Regions from separate parts of the Homo sapiens genome. Here region 1 is linked to region 2. Evidence: chromatin contacts called from ENCODE Hi-C or POLR2A ChIA-PET data. All regions are on one chromosome and are shown on one strand. Each heading gives the region's core, a stretch centred on a gene start or an enhancer-like site at or near the end of the contact. The rest is flanking DNA. Distances are from core to core; before and after follow the strand shown. Region 1 overlaps BFAR (bifunctional apoptosis regulator). Region 2 overlaps PARN (poly(A)-specific ribonuclease).

What was found. A loop is a pair of places that touch in the nucleus more often than their neighbours do. ChIA-PET counts read pairs that join two places held with the same protein, here RNA polymerase II (POLR2A). Pooled maps may share reads with other maps.
Region 1: a loop to region 2 is called in a pooled map, with 3 times the contacts of the local background. The contact joins two enhancer-like sites. A Hi-C loop is called at or near these places in 1 of 168 maps with a recorded cell type or tissue (lower leg skin), 1 of 37 single-sample maps with no recorded cell type and 2 of 50 pooled maps. POLR2A ChIA-PET finds 5 or more read pairs at or near these places in 8 of 52 experiments (GM12878, H1, OCI-LY7 and 5 more).

Annotation. Positions count from the first base shown.
Region 1 is chr16:14,656,803-14,659,502 of GRCh38, forward strand. All of the region lies in intron 5 of BFAR (bifunctional apoptosis regulator), which reads left to right. Among named protein-coding and RNA genes, the nearest start is that of BFAR, 25 kb to the left of the region's middle. Within about 2 kb of position 1,434, at least 4 of the 41 ENCODE cell types and tissues checked have a DNase peak (open chromatin) inside an H3K27ac peak, as active enhancers do; they include OCI-LY7, where a contact is called at or near this core.
Region 2 is chr16:14,606,846-14,609,545 of GRCh38, forward strand. PARN (poly(A)-specific ribonuclease) reads right to left here. Exons shown (of 24, transcript NM_002582.4): 8 at 2,213-2,278; 9 at 1,436-1,474. Among named protein-coding and RNA genes, the nearest start is that of PARN, 22 kb to the right of the region's middle. Within about 2 kb of position 1,331, at least 3 of the 41 ENCODE cell types and tissues checked have a DNase peak (open chromatin) inside an H3K27ac peak, as active enhancers do; they include OCI-LY7, where a contact is called at or near this core.

The sequences.
Region 1 (2,700 bases), core at 184-2,683, 50 kb after region 2:
AATAAGGAACAAAGTCCTGTAATCCATAAGGAACAAAGTCCTGTAATCCCAGCACTTTGGGAGGCCGAGGCAGGCTGATCACTTGAGGCCAGGAGTTCCAGACCAGCCTGACCAACATGGTGAAACCCCATCTCTACTAAAAACACAAAAATTAGCCAGGTGTGGTGGTGCATGCCTATAATCCCAGCTACTCAGGAGGCTACGGCAGGAGAATTGCTTGAACTAAGGAGGTGGAGGTTGCAGTGAGCTGAGATGGTGCCACTGCACTCCAGCCTGGGTGACAGAGTGAGACACTGTCTCAAATGAAGAAAGAAATAAAAAATGCTTCTGTAATATGTGCGTGTATTACTTTAATAACTAGTTTCAAATATTGTAAAGAATGTGCGTGGAGCTCCTGAAATAGAATGTTTGTTATTTTTTGTGTTATTTGGTTTTTGTTTTTGTTTTGTTTTGTTTTGTTTTTTGAGAGGGTGTCTCGCTCTGTCGCCCAGGCTGGAGTGCAGTGGCGCGATCTCAGCTCACTGCAAGCTCTGCCTACTGGGTTCACGCCATTCTCCTGCCTCAGCCTCCCAAGTAGCTGGGACTACAGGCGCCCACCACCGTGCCCGGCTAATTTTTTTATTTTTTGGTAGAGACGAGCTTTCACCATGTTAACCAGGGTAGTCTGGATCTCCTGACCTTGTGATCCGCCTGCCTCGGCCTCCCAAAGTGCTGGGATTACAGGTGTGAGCCACCGCGCCTGACCTGTTTTTGTTTTTTTGAGACAGAGTCTCACTGTTTCCCAGACTGGAGTGCAGTGGTGCGACCTTAGCTCACTACAACCTCTGCCTTCCAGGTTCAAGCAATTCTCATATCTCACCCTCCAGAGTAGCTAGGAATACATGCAGGTGCCACCATGCCCAGCTAATTTTGTATTTTTAGTAGAGGCGGAGTTTTGCCATATTGGCCAGGCTAGTCTTGAACTCCTGACCTCAGGTGATCTGCCCGCCTCAGCCTCCCCAAAGTGCTGGGATTACAGGCGTGAGCCACTGCGCCCAGCCAAGCTGCCATATTTTTCATAGGTAAATATTTCAGCATTAATCTCTTAAAAAAAAATTTTTTTTTGAAATGGAGTCTCACCATGTTGCCCAGGCTGGTCTCAAATTCCTGGTCAAGTAATCCTCCCACCTCAACCTCCCAAGTAGCTGGGGCTACAGGCACAGGCTACTGAAGCAGCTACATTGCCTGGGGAACTGGGGTTTGTCATCTTGCACCAGGAAAATTTAGGACACAGACACACAAGAGTTGAGCAGAGGTTTAATAGGCAAAAGTAAGAGAAAGGAAAACAGCTCTGTCTCTAGCAAGAGAGAGGGGACTTCCAAGAGGAAAAGACTGGCAGGCAGCAGATGTGCTGGATTTTTTAGTCAGTTTTGAGGAGGCGGTGTCTGATTTACATAGGGCTCACAGATTGGTTCGATCAGGTATGATGTTTCCACAGTGCACAGGAAGGGTGGTCACCCCACCCTAATCTTATTATGCAAAGGAACTTTCTGTCCCCTTGGCTGGTGCTATCTTGTCTGCTCCTTACTGTACTGTACATGTGGCTGACAAAGAGAAGGGAAGATGGAGCTTCTGTCTTGAACATGATTGACATAACTGCCAGCATCTGTGTCTGCAGTTCCATTTTACAGGCTGCTGTTTGTTAGAAAGGAAAATGATTTGAGGCTGCTTTTCATTAAAAGGAAAACCTCCATCCTGGCTAACACAGTGAAACCCCATCTCTACTAAAATACAAAAAAAAATTAGCTGGGCGTGGTGGTGGGCGCCTGTAGTCCCAGCTACTGGGGAGGCTGAGGCAGGAGAGTGGCGTGAACCCGGGAGACGGAGCTTGCAGTGAGCCAAGATTGTGCCACTGCACTCCAGCCTGGGTGGCAGACCGAGACTCCATCTGAAAAAAAAAAAAGGAAAACCTTAATGAGGGCTCCCTTACCCTCACTATCTGCCTAAGTAACTTCTTCTTCACTCCTGTATCACTACCATGTCCTGCTTGAAAAGTAAGGACTTTTCAAAAGACAAAATTACAATATCACCATTGTACACCCCTCCACCAATTAATAGTAATTATGATTTTTTTTTTTTTTCTGAGATGGAGTTTTGCTCTTGTCATCCAGGCTGGAGTGCAATGGCGCGATCTCAGCTCACTGCAAACTCCACCTCCCAGGTTCGAGCGATTCCCCTGCCTCAGCCTCCTGAGTAGCTGGGACTACAGGTGTGCGCCTCCATGCCAAGCTAATTTTTTGTATTTTTAGTAGGGACGGGGTTTCACCGTGTTGGCCAGGCTGATCTCAAACTGCTGACCTCAGGTGATCCACCCGCCTCAGCCTCCCAAAGTGCTGGGATTATAGGCGTGAGCCACCATGCCCAGCCTGTAGTATGCAATTTGGTTTTTTTTGTTTTTTTTTGTTTTTTGTTTTTTTTTGAAACAGAGTCTCGCTCTGCCTCCAGGATGGAGTGCAGTGGCATGATCTTGGCTCACTGCAACCTCCACCTCCCAGGTTCAAGCGATTCTCCTGCCTCAGCCTCCCAAGTAGCTGGGACTACAGGTGCCCACCACCACACCGGCTAATTTTTTTTGTATTTTTAGTCGAGACAGGGTTTCACCATGTTGGTCAGGCTGGTCTCGAACTCCTGACCTCAGGCAATCTGCCTGCATCAGCCTCC
Region 2 (2,700 bases), core at 81-2,580:
ATCTCGGCTCACTGCAAGCTCCACCTCCCTGGTTCACGCCATTCTCCTGCCTCAGCTTCCCAAGTAGCTGGGACTATAGGCACCTGCCACCACACCCAGCTAATTTTTTGTATTTTTAGTAGAAACGGGGTTTCACCGTGTTAGCCAGGATGGTCTCGATGTCCTGACCTCGTGATCCTCCCGCCTGGGCCTCCCAAAGTATTGGGATTACAGGTGTGAGCCACTGCGCCTGACCAGGACTTAGGCACTTTCTAAAATGTCCTACATCTCAAAATACAGTCAACTCATTACCACAGAGTCAAATCTTGCTTCCAAATATAAAAATGTTTCCTAACTGAAATTGTGAAAGTCTTTTTATTTTATTTATTTATTTATTTTTTTGAGATGGAGTCTCACTCTGCCACTCAGGCTGGAGTGCCAAGCCGCAATCTTGGCTCACTGCACCTCTGCCTCCAGGGTTCAAGAGATGCTCCTGCCTTTGCCTCCCAAGTAGCTGGGATTACAGGCATGTGCCACCATGTCCGGCTAAATTTTGTATTTGTAGTAGAGACGGGGTTTCACCATGTTGGCCAGGCTGGTCTTGAACTCCTGACCTCAGGTGATCTGCCCACCTCGGCCTCCCAAAGTACCAGGATTACAGGAGTGAGCCACCGCGCCCGGCCTGAGTCTTTTTAGATTGCACAGGGCATATAAAGAGGAGGTTTTAGATGGCCAGCTCTGCTGTAGTTTTGCATGGTATTAACAGCTTGCATCAGCCAAGGAGGAGAGGGATCTGGAATGCAGGTGGAGTAGGCTGCAAGGACGACATGACAGGAAAGGAGTGTGGGCAAACTAAACAGCCCTTTCCTGTTGTGTTCAAAGTATATTCCCAGTATACATGTCACTGGTAGATTCCAACAGAAGAACAAGGTCCCCAAAGTCAAATGGAAATGTCCACCTGTCTATGTCAATGTTCAATTTCTGAGTTGAAGACCCACCTGCAAACACAAGGAAACCAAGGGAAACATCCTTGGAAAAATACACACACAAAAGTCTGGATGTTATTTCAGGGGATTCACAGACCTCCTGAAACCCATCCATAGTCTCACCCTAAGTTAAGAACTCTTGCTTTACCAAAAGCATTCATCTGAGTATTTCCTAGGTCTGAAAACCAAATATTTATTGTATACCCCAAAGGACAAAAACACTACCAATCCATAGCTTAACAGATGCACCAAAGTGATAATTATTTTAAGAAGCCTTAAAGCATCTGTTAAAAAACAATAACAAAAGAAAATTAAGTGAGTATTCAACTTAAGAAAGTAGGGGGAACTTCATGTAGTCAAATCACTGAGAACCGCAGAATTTCAAAAAGGAAATGAGAACTAAGAGATTATATTTAGTCTTTAAATCCTGGGTCCCCCACAGAGCTGCTGCATACAATATAAATACTTACTTCCAGCTCAAAGTCTGATAAATTAGTTTTCTTTGGAACCTATAAAAACAAAAGAAAAGGTATTGATTTTGGCTCATTAGAAGTAAATCCAAACTGATCAAGCATTTGTTGAGAAGGATTTCGCTTTAAAAAGAGACTTCATTAGAACTGATAGGTAATTTGCAAACAAAAATACGCAGGTTTTTTGAGGTGGGGGGATTTCCTCATCACTTGTCTTCTAAAATTTTCTTTAATATTATGCTGCTTTTACTGAAGAGGTAGAAGTTCTCGTCTAATCAAAATATTGCTTCCTGCAGCTGCATAAAGAGAGCTTAAAGTAGACAGATGCATTGAAATACTTTTGTGAAACTCCTCACAAAGTAAAAGGAAAAAAAGACAATCACGTTACTGACTCTTTGAAATGCTAATGTTCTCTGAATACAGAGAGAAATTAAAAGGGTGGAAGTAGCCTGAAAGTGAATTCTTTCTTCTGAAGCCTTCACGTATTAAGCGCGCCTCAAGGCCAAATTAATTATGCCACTCTTGGGCATAACTGAAAGTCAAGGTTGCACAACAGTTTTCTCCGCTCCAAGTACAGGACAAAGCATTCATTCAGTGTCTCAGTATACACAGTCATCCCCACTGTGTAACGCTAAAGTTAGTGTTTAATTCTTGAGAACATAGCAATAATAAAAAGACCCTTTATAAAGCTGTTTTTAAAAGACTAGATGCATCAAATGCCACAAACCATCTACCTTTCCAAAAAAAGGACATGCAGAAATGTTCAGGACAACTAACCCGGTACATGGCTCTAAATCCAAGTTCTTGTTTTCTTCACTTTGTAATAAATCCTCTATTTTCTCTCTGAGGAATAAGAATAGACCATAACCATCAGTACCTTTAAGGAATGAAGTCATCAACCAAGAAAATAATCACAACCAAAAACAGTCTAACTATAAGAACATGTGACAATGTAATTCTACCAAATTACCCTAGAAATTTTAGTTCAAAGACTTTTTTAAAAATGCTTTATTTTGACCTAGGCATAGAATCCCAGCACTTTGGGAGGTCGACGTTGGGTGGATCACTTGAGCCCAGGAGTTCGCGACCAGCCTGGGCAATATACTGAGAGCCCCTCACTACAAAAAATAAATCTTAAAAATTAGCTGGGAGTGGTGCAGTGTAACTGTGGTCCCAGCTACTCCAGAAGCGGAGGTGGGAGGATCACCTGAGCCCAGGAAGTTGAGGCTGCAGTGAGCTGTGATCGCATCACTGCACTCCAGCCT